Linked DNA regions of Homo sapiens: region 2 is linked to region 1. A link is an interaction called in ENCODE POLR2A ChIA-PET data of the cell type or tissue named here. Cell type or tissue: B cell. All regions are shown on one strand.

Evidence for each region. Peaks named below come from ENCODE experiments on the same cell type or tissue, not always from the same donor. Only the 100,000 strongest peaks of a DNase experiment are listed, where the experiment ranks them.
Region 2: POLR2A ChIA-PET joins it to region 1 with 6 read pairs; 2 of 35 experiments call an interaction of 5 or more read pairs at or near these places.

The regions. Positions count from the first base shown.
Region 1 is chr2:201,508,663-201,513,662 of GRCh38, reverse strand. All of the region lies in intron 13 of CATSPERT (catsper channel auxiliary subunit tau), which reads left to right. Among named protein-coding and RNA genes, the nearest start is that of STRADB, 59 kb to the right of the region's middle. In B cell, no CTCF peak of the experiment used is centred here; no DNase peak of the experiment used is centred here.
Region 2 is chr2:201,434,143-201,439,142 of GRCh38, reverse strand. The region is part of intron 1 of TRAK2 (trafficking kinesin protein 2); the gene reads left to right. Among named protein-coding and RNA genes, the nearest start is that of TRAK2, 15 kb to the left of the region's middle. In B cell, no CTCF peak of the experiment used is centred here; no DNase peak of the experiment used is centred here; H3K27ac peaks cover 1,026 bases.

The DNA of each region.
Region 1 (5,000 bases):
TTGCTATTGTGAATGGTGCTGCAATGAACATACAAATGCATATGTCTTTTTGGTAGAACAATTTATTTTTCTTTGGATATATAACTGGTAATGGGACTGCTGGCTGAAATTGTAGTTCTATTTTCAGTTCTTTGAGAAATTCCTAAAGTGCTTTCCACAGCGGCTGAACTAATTTACATTCCCACTAATAGTGTGTAAGCATTCTCTTTTCTCTGCAGCCTTGCCAACATCTATTGTTTTCTGACATTTTAATAATAGCCATTCTGACTGGTGTAAGATGGTGTCTCATTGTGGCTTTGATTTGCATTTCTCTGATGATTAGTGATGCTGAGCATTTTTAAATATGTTTGCTGCTTGTATGTCTTCTTTTGAGAAGTGTCTATTCATGTCTTTTCCTCACTTTTTATGAGATTGTTTTTTGTTTGTTCAATTGTTTACATTCCTTATAGGTTGTGGATATTAGTCCTTTGTCAGACTCGTAGTTTGTGAATATTTTCTCCCATTCCGTAGGTTGTCTGTTTACTCTGTTGATAGTTTCTTTTTTTTATTTTTTTATTTTTCTTTTTTTTTATTTTATTATTATTATACTTTAAGTTTTAGGGTACATGTGCACAATGTGCAGGTTAGTTACATATGTATACATGTGCCATGCTGGTGTGCTGCACCCATTAAATCATCATTTAGCTTTAGGTATATCTCCTAAAGCTATCCCTCCCTCCTCCCCCCACCCCACAACAGTCCCCAGAGTGTGATGTTCCCCTTCCTGTGTCCATGTGTTCTCCTAGTAAACCATCTTGCCTTTTATTCAGTTTCTTTAAAAAAACTATACATGCAACTACCCTATGACCCACCAATTGCACTCTTGAGCATTTATTCCAGGGAAATTAAGACTTACATGTTCATAAAAATACCTATATACAATGTTCATAGCAGCCTTATTCATAATAGCTCCAAACTGGAACACAACCCAGATGTCCTTTAACTGGTGAATAAACTTTGGTACATCCATACAATGGAATAATACTCAGCAATAAAAAGGAATAAACTATTTATATATACAACAACCTGGATGAATTTTTAGAGATTTATGCTGAGTAAAAAAAAGACAATCCCAAAATGTTACACACTGTATGATTCCATTTATATAACATTCTTGAAATGACAAAATTATAAAAAATGAACAGATTAGTGGTTACCAGACATTAATAGGGGATGGGGGCAGGAAGGAAATGGTGAGATTATAAAAGGATATTAGAGGTCCTTGTGGAAATGTCTAGGTCTTAACTGTATAATGTCAATATCCTGGTTGTGAAATTGTACTACAGTTTTGAAAGATGTTACTATTGAAGAAAGCTGAATAAGGAAGAGAACATGAGCTCTCTCTGTTATTTCTTACAACTGCACATTAATTTACATTTATTTCAAAATAAAAAGCTTAACTTTTAAAAAGAAAGATCATTGTCAAATATTTTAACGAAAAAGAAAACTTACCTAAGATGTTTTTCTTAGGAGTGGTAGTCAGAGCCATACCCAACATATAAAACAAAATTAAATTGAAAAAGATAAATTGGGTTTGTAACCCACTAAACATATATTCCAGTATATACAATCAACAGACTTAAAAGATTGAATCTATCACCTAGGGCAACAGACTTGTAAACTGAAGACATCTCAGAGTTCTAGAACAAATTTCTGAAAGTCCAAGTTAATTGCTTCACAAACAAGTCACAAAATCTTTAGAATTCTGTGGGAAAACAATCTTCGGAGTTGTTTGAAGTTAAAAGAAGAGTTTTTTTTTTTTTTTTTTTTTTTTTTTTAATGAGCCAAGGTAGACAGTGTGTTATAGAAATGCAGTATTTTGAGGCAAACTTCTGGAGTACTAAATCTGAATTGGAAAGGACTGATAACATCTCTTTCAACTCATAGCTGATTCAGGTGACAGTCTTTCAATAGTTCCTTCACATTTTTAGAGCCCGTTCATAAATTAAGCCTTTCAAGATATAGCTTAATTAGCTTTTACTTAAACCCTGACAGTGACTGGACCCTAAATCATTTCCCCAAAAGTCAGGATGAAAAAAAGGTGAGGAGAGATGGGGAAATTAATTTTACTTAGCAATGAAAGGTAGCGTTTGGTGGTAGTAAGAGAACTCGTATGATACAGTAAAAAGACCTTGGATTTTACAGGCAGAAATATTTAGGTTTAAATCCAGATTCTTCCATGGTCCTATAACTTTGGGCAGTTTACATCTGAGTTTCAGTTTTCTCATCTGCAAAATGAGTATACTACCTATCACCTCTTTCAAAGAATTTTAAAGGGCTTGGAACATAATAGACACTTGCTAAACGGTAAGTATTAACTTTACTCACCTGTGTAAGTATAGGATAAGTACGAAAAGTAGAATCGTTGGATCAGAGGGTACAAGCGTATTTATTTTGATACTGCCAGATTATGCTTTAAAATAGATATGCTAATTTGCATTTGCATCAAAACGCTAGAAAGTACTCATCCCACACTCACATTTTCGTTTTTAAGAATTTGATGCACAAAATAATAGTCCACTGATACTTTAATTTGCATTTTCCTGATTATTAATGAGTGAACAATTTTCATGTGTTTATTATCTATTTGTAGTTCTGTTATTTGTTTATAATCTCTGCCCATATTTACAAGTCGGGTTGTGTTTGCTTACTTACATGTGAAAATGCTTTATATGTTTTGGATAACAATACATTATCTATGCTGTTTGCTATTTATGTTTTTTAACTTCTTTGAGGTCAAAGGTATTTTTAAACATCTATGTGGTCAAATTCAACACCTTTTCCTTTTTGGCTGTTGGTTTATATCTTGTTTAGAAGGTCCTTAGGTTATGTCAGTATTCTCCTATATGTTTTTCTAGTACTTTTATAGCATATGGTTTTTATGTTTAACTATTTAATCTATCTATGATTTTTTTTAATATGACGTAAGAACTTACCAATATCTTTGCTGAAATGGATAGGCAATTGTCTCAATGCAATTTATTACCTTTTCCCTATAGTCAACTTATTCTTGTCTGTCAGCATCCCTTCCTGAGGGTTTCACCCCTGTCCCAGCCCCAATCCCTAGTGTGGTTAGCAGTCTTGACACTGCCTCAGAGGCTACAAGGATGAGCATATAATTTAATTAAAAATATTAAGACAGGGTGTTCTTATTCTTTTATTTTTATTTATTTATTTATTGAGACAGTGTCTTGCTTTGTCACCTAGGCTGGAGTGCAGTGGTGCAACCTTGGCTCACTGCAACCTCCTCCTCCCAGGTTCAGGCAATTCTCGTGCCTCAGCCTCCCGAGTAGCTGGGACTATAGGCGCACACCACCACACCTGGCTAATTGTTGTATTTTTAGTAGAGACAGGGTTACACCATGTTGGCCAGGCTGGTCTTGAACTCCTGACCTCAGGTGATCAGCCCACCTTGGCCTCCCAAATGATTACAGGTGTGAGCCACATCCCCGACCCCTTATTCTTTTAAACCAAGAGCTAGCAGTGGTAATTTCCTACCAGATGAAGAGAGAATGCCTGTAAAAGCCAACATGGAGAGAGAGTGTCCTGATCACATTAAGTCCCTGGAGCCAGCCATGCCCATCCCTTAGAATTCCTAGTTAAATGAGCCACTGTATTTCCTATTTAAAATAAAGTATATTATTTCTAAGGCAAACTTCATAAAATGCAGCGATATCTTTAAAATTAAATGTATATATTATATATTAGGGTTGATTGTACTTAAAGGTTACCCCATTTGGGGAGTAAGGAATGGAAGGAGAGAACAGTTGTGATCTAAAACTTGGGAGAGTGCCTGGTTTATAATAGCTGCTCCATATTTTTGTTAAATAATTACTTAATAAGTGAATGAATGACAAATAGATTCATTTAAAAATTAACAAATATTTTGAGAAGAAAAATAAGATAGTAAAATTTCTAAGCATGAAAATAATGAAAAGTAAATAATTGTTTTTAATCACATAATTTACTATGTAAAATAACACTATTTGGAGTTTCCACTTAAGTGACAAATAGAACATGGTTTTAGTATAGATATCTTATCTCTTTTCATGAGAAAACTGGTAAAGTCTTTATCCAGAAGTGGTTTGAGGGGTCTAAGTTTCAGAGCATTTAAAACTGAATGTAAAAATAGACAAGTGGGACTACATCAAACTTAAAAACTTCTTGCATCAAGGAAACAATAGAGTAAAAAGGTAATCCATGGAATGGTAGCGAACATTTGCAAATCATATATCTGATAAGGGGTTAATATCCAGAATATATAAGGAACTTCTACAACTCAACACCAACAAAAAACAACACAGTTAAAAAATGGAGAGTTCTCCAAAGAAGCTATACAAATGGCCAATAAGCATATGAAAAGATGCTCAACATTACAAATCATAAGACAAATGCCAATCAAAACCACAGTGAATTATCACCTCCCACCCACTGGGATGGCCTCTATCAAAAGAAAAGAAAATAACGTGTTGGTGAGGATGTGGAGAAATTGGAACCCTTGTGCACTGTTGGTGGAAATGTAAAATGATGCAGCCACTATGGAAAACAACATGGAGGTGCCTCAAAATATTAAAAATAGAATTATCATGTGATCCTATTTCTGATACATAGATACATACCTATTTCTGGGTATATATCTAAAAGAATTCAAAACAGGACCTTGAAGAAATTTCGCACACCCATGTTTACTGCAACATTATTCACAATACCCAAGAGGTAGAAACATCACAGATATCCTTAGATGAACAGATAAGGAAACTGTGGTATATAAATACAATGGAATGTTATTCAACCTTAAAAAAAAAAAAGAAATCTCGTCACATGCTAGAGCATGGATGAACTTTGAGGAATTATGCTAAGTGAAATGAGCCCATCACGAAAGGACAAATACTTCACAATGCCACTGGAGTGGAGATTATGAGTGCGATCATGGCTCACTGCAGCCTCAAACTCTGAGGCTC
Region 2 (5,000 bases), 75 kb after region 1:
GATGTAATTTGACTACAGCCTGATTCATTCATTTAACAGATATTTATTGAATGCCTGTCATTTGCCAGATACTAAGATAGAGGTAGACTTAATTTATTGGAATAGAGATTTATTTTTTATCTATGTTCCATTTACTACTTTTAGCAGTTCAAAACAAGTAACAGAATGCTTCCCAATTTATGGTAATACATCTGTATTATTTTCTTGATATTGTAGAATTACCCACTTAAAAACAGAACCAAAGTCAGATTTGGAGTTGTCTCATTAAGAATTGTGTGATGTACATACAACACACACACAGATTATTCTGCCTCACTGTAAATACACCCAACTCTGGAACCAGATAAGTCATTTCTAAAAGCAAATATAAATTGCTCAAGAACAAATGGTTGGGGGGAGCGGATTACTTGTTTTTTTTCTTCTTCTTCTATATTCAGTAACCACTATGTGTTTTTAAAAAGTGGAGTAGAGACATAGGATTGTAGTAGAATTATCTGAGGCTTTTGCAAACTACACACACACTACTATCCTCACACTCCAGTCCCTTGCTAGTAAAGCTCAGAGGATAGAGGCCTCAGCTTTGGAAAAACATAGTTGGGTTTTATTCCTGGCTCTTAGTATGGACAAGTAATTAACCTCTAAGCCTTAATTTTCTTGTCTGTAAAATGATGACAGTAATAACATTCACCTCATGGAATTGTGAGGATTAAAGGAGGTAATCATACACAGAAAGCATTTAACATGATGCCTGGCACCTAGTAAGTACTCAATCAGCTAACTATTATTAGGAAAGACTGATTTGCAACAGAATTGAGAACATATTTCTTTATCATATGCATTTCATTTGAAACACAGAAGGCCCTTGTGTCTTTATCATAAATTGTTTACCATCATTAGCTGGTCTTCAAAACCTTCGGAGTGCTAGTTTCGTTTGTTTTATTGTTCAGTAAAGGCACGAATTTCACTAAAATGTTTTGATTTTTGCTTTCAGTGTCAAAGAGCTAGTTCCTTTTGCTCAGGAAAAGTTTCACAGGGTAGTGGTGTCTCCTCTTCAATTGTGTAGGTCTGGAAACTGAAGTTTTCTCACTGTACTGAGTTGATAAGGCCCTGAGAAAATGATACACTAATCAAATACATTAAAGAATAATAAATAAGCCAGGATGTGTGATCTTGATATACAGTACAACTGCCAAGTGGACTACATATTTGGGTCCCCATAGAGTTAGTATATTTTTCCCTTATAAGAAAGTCTGCATGAAAAACCAAGTTGCTAGGTTTGTGTGTACATTTAGAGGTAGAGGACATTTGAAGCATAAGGACCGGTATGCTGAGAGTAGGGAGGGTGTGCAGAATAGCAGTATGCGTTCTAAGAGCCACATCAGCTCAGAGTAGAGAGGGTTAAGACTGGAGGACACGGTAGGAAACTATGGCCACGGACAGAGAAGGATTAAACTAGGGCCGTAGCAATAGGCTTGAAAAATAAATTGACAGAACTGGTGACTATATAGAAAGCAGGTATTTAGGAAAGGAAGGATGACTCTTAGATTTTTGGCTCTGCTGATCAGGTGAATTGGTGATATCAACTAGTTAGTGAAGCAGAAAAAGAAAAATATTTAATGGGAGAAGGAAAAATGAGTTCAGTTTAGAATGTGGTGGATTTATGGTAATGATTATAAATTGATACTGAGATTTCCAGTATAAAATCACAAAATGCCAATTTGGGTTGAAGATAGAGACTTGGAGAGTAACTATAGTGTAGTTGGAAATTGAGGCCTTTGAAGTAGATGAGATTCCAGAGGAGAGAAGGAGAGAGAGAGGGCCCATGAGAGAATCCTGAAGAACTGGGGAGAATAGCCATTAAACGCAGGTAGAGGAAGAGAGTTCTCAAATTTCCACAGCCTCCTATTTATTATAGCCTTCAAGCTCTGAATCTAATAACCTCCTGGATTGCAGATAGCCAGTAGCCATATCTCAAAAAATTTACCTGTTCTTATTTGCCCTGAAGTTCATGGGCAAACCAAAGGCGTCTATTGCATGTTAATTCTCCCTCAAAAAGTAACCTTATCTTCAAAGCCCTTGAGTTGTCTGTGACAACTGGTTTTGAAAAACAATGAGTCTTATGTCTAAACATACTGTAATTAGAAAGTCTCTCGCCTAGTAGAATTACATTACTAAAATAGGTATGTCTTTAATATGCAGATAATTCTAGAATAAATCTAGAATTATATGTGTTTATAATACTCCATCCTGACCATCACTCACCGCCATTTTAAGTTACCCTCTGTTCTGGTCATATAAGATTGCACGTCCTGGTGCCACTGATTACTTCGTTGACTTGAAGAGCTATATTGCCTATAGTTTTTCTTTTGACACTGATCATATGGGGACTTCTGCTTCTGAAGGCCTTAAGGACTATAATTTTTAAATAACTGAAGGATTTAGAGTCATCTTAAGCCACCAAAAGCAAATTTGTGTTTTATTGTTAGAGAGGACAAAGAGAAATGAGGACATAGATTTTCTACCTCTTCTTGACTTGTTGCTGTTTTTAAAATTTGTATTTTCCTTACTGCTATGTGAAAGTGCCATTTCAAGGGGTCTTCCTAGCTATTTGATTTGAGGATAAATTCTGAAGAGCAGATTATACAGAAATATTCTTAAATCTGTTAGCACAATTGTCATCTATTCAGTCTGTTTCTAATCTTCTGTGAAGTATTTCCAGGTTTTCGGCCAATGGTGTCTTTTTATTGAAACTAGCGCCTAAATTTTGCCAGTCATCATTGAAAGAAAATTCTTTCTGACTTGTTCAGGAAGGATTTATTTGTTTCTAGAAGTACAGTACATATTTTAGTACCCACAGATTCTATTGTATAAAATGCCTCTGCTTGAGATGTATTCCCCCATTTTTGGTTAAGAGAACAGGAAATCCATGAATTCTATGATGCCATTTACTCTGCATTCCTCATTTTTGAAGACCTATACTTGTTTTTTTTCCTTTTTTAATCGTTACTTTAGTCAAAAGGACATAATTTTCTGTTGAAAAATAAAAAATATGGTAACTATATTTTATTAATATCCTGGAATATAAATTATTGACAGCAACTGCCCTTGTGAAGTAATATTTTAATATGTCTAACCCAAGTGTCAGCTGAGTGTCCAGACCCTTCAAGAGTGAAATAGTTGCTGTAAACCTTCAGTTGCATGTGAAGGTTTCATATGGGGAAGCCAAAACCCTCCTTATGATTTTTGCAGATTTCTGGTGTTCTCTCTGAGCTCCTGCCATCACCATGAGACCTCTCTCTCTTCCCTCTCCCTTTTAGGAGAAAGAAAAAACAGTTATTTCCCTGTCTCTTGCAGAGCAGTTTAGCCTTCTTTTTGATGCTATGAGGCCTTACCTTCTACCTTAAGAGACTTTTCCAAGTCTTTTCCCAAACAAAAAGTATTTCTTTCCTAAAAGAAGCACTGTTGTCAGCTGTTAAGATAATAAAATGTGTACTTTGTTAGGTATGATTTGGTAATAATAACCCTTTTATTAACACTTAATTTCTCCATTAATCTAACTTTCAAATATTTAAATAATGCATACTAAACTCAGTCTCCATTCTTGAAAAGTTATAAGAAAGCCTATCTTGAAAAGGCTTTTGCAGTGTTAGATGTGAATATTATTATATAGCCTTGGGTAGCTTTTATGCCAAATGGCAGAGAGAAGATATTGCTCACTTAAGAGACTACAGAATTTCAGGTAGAGTTTATGTCAAGTTGCTCTTTCTTTTAAAGAAATAAATCAAGGCCAGGCATGGTAGCTCTTGCCTGTAAACCCAGCACTTTGGGAGGCCAAGGCAGGCAGATCACTTGAGTTCAGGAGTTCAAGATCAGCCTGGACAACATGGTATAACCCCATCTCTACAAAGACATACAAAAATTAGCTGGGCATGGTGGCAGGTGCCTGTAGTCCAGGCTACTTGGGAGGCTGAGGTGGGAGGATCGCTTGAGCCCAGGAGGCGAAGGTTGCAGTGAGTGGAGATCATGCCACTGCACTCCAACCTGGGCAACAGAGTAAGACCCTGTCTCAAATTAAAAAAAAGAAAGAAATCAAGAATGCCTTATGAATGTGAGACTGAAGTCTACCTGTTTGAGTTTTACTTTTAGTATTTTTGAGCTATCTTATTTCCTTTGACTAAACTACATATGACCGTCACTAAATTATTTTTGACTGGCAAATAATAATTTGCTTTGTTATTCAGATTTCTAAGCCAATCATGACCTTTTATAGAAACAGTGAATTTGAAAACAAATGGATGATGGGACAAAGCATAAAACTAGGGATGTATAAATATTAGCTAATGCTGTATTAAGCATTTTTATGTATCTCCTTTGATACTGTCACTCTGGGACATCAAGCAAAAGATAGAAATCCTGTCCAGAAGTATAGTTTGAAAACATGTTGATATTGCTTATTCAGTTGCTTATGCAATTTCTTTAAGAGTTTGGTGTTCTTTTATTCTATAATCCAAAAATATCATGATTTTAGGGTATAAATCTATAGGACAGAAAGTCTTTATATGGTCTTATAAATCCTTTGAAACTCTTCTGCTTGAAACTTGAAACTTATGAACTTTATGGATAGGGACAAAGTATACTCCAGAGCAAGGGATTTAGCTGTGCTGATCATCAACAGATGAATATTTTAACTCGGCCATTATTATTATTTATAGCATGTTTGTTTTATATGTGCATAGTTTTGAGGTATTCTGTATTACAAATCCCATTTTTGTCCCTGAAAGCAGTGCTAATGATAGATTACTGGGCACAAAAGTAGAAATTGTGTAAAAATTTGATAGTGAGAAACACCGATTTAGATATATCATTGGACGATAAGAATGATTATGGGCCGGGCGCAGTGGCTCACGCCTGTAATCCCAGCACTTTGGGAGGCTGAGGTGGGCGGATCACGAGGTCAAGAGATCAAGACCATCCTGGCTAACACGGTGAAACCCCGTCTC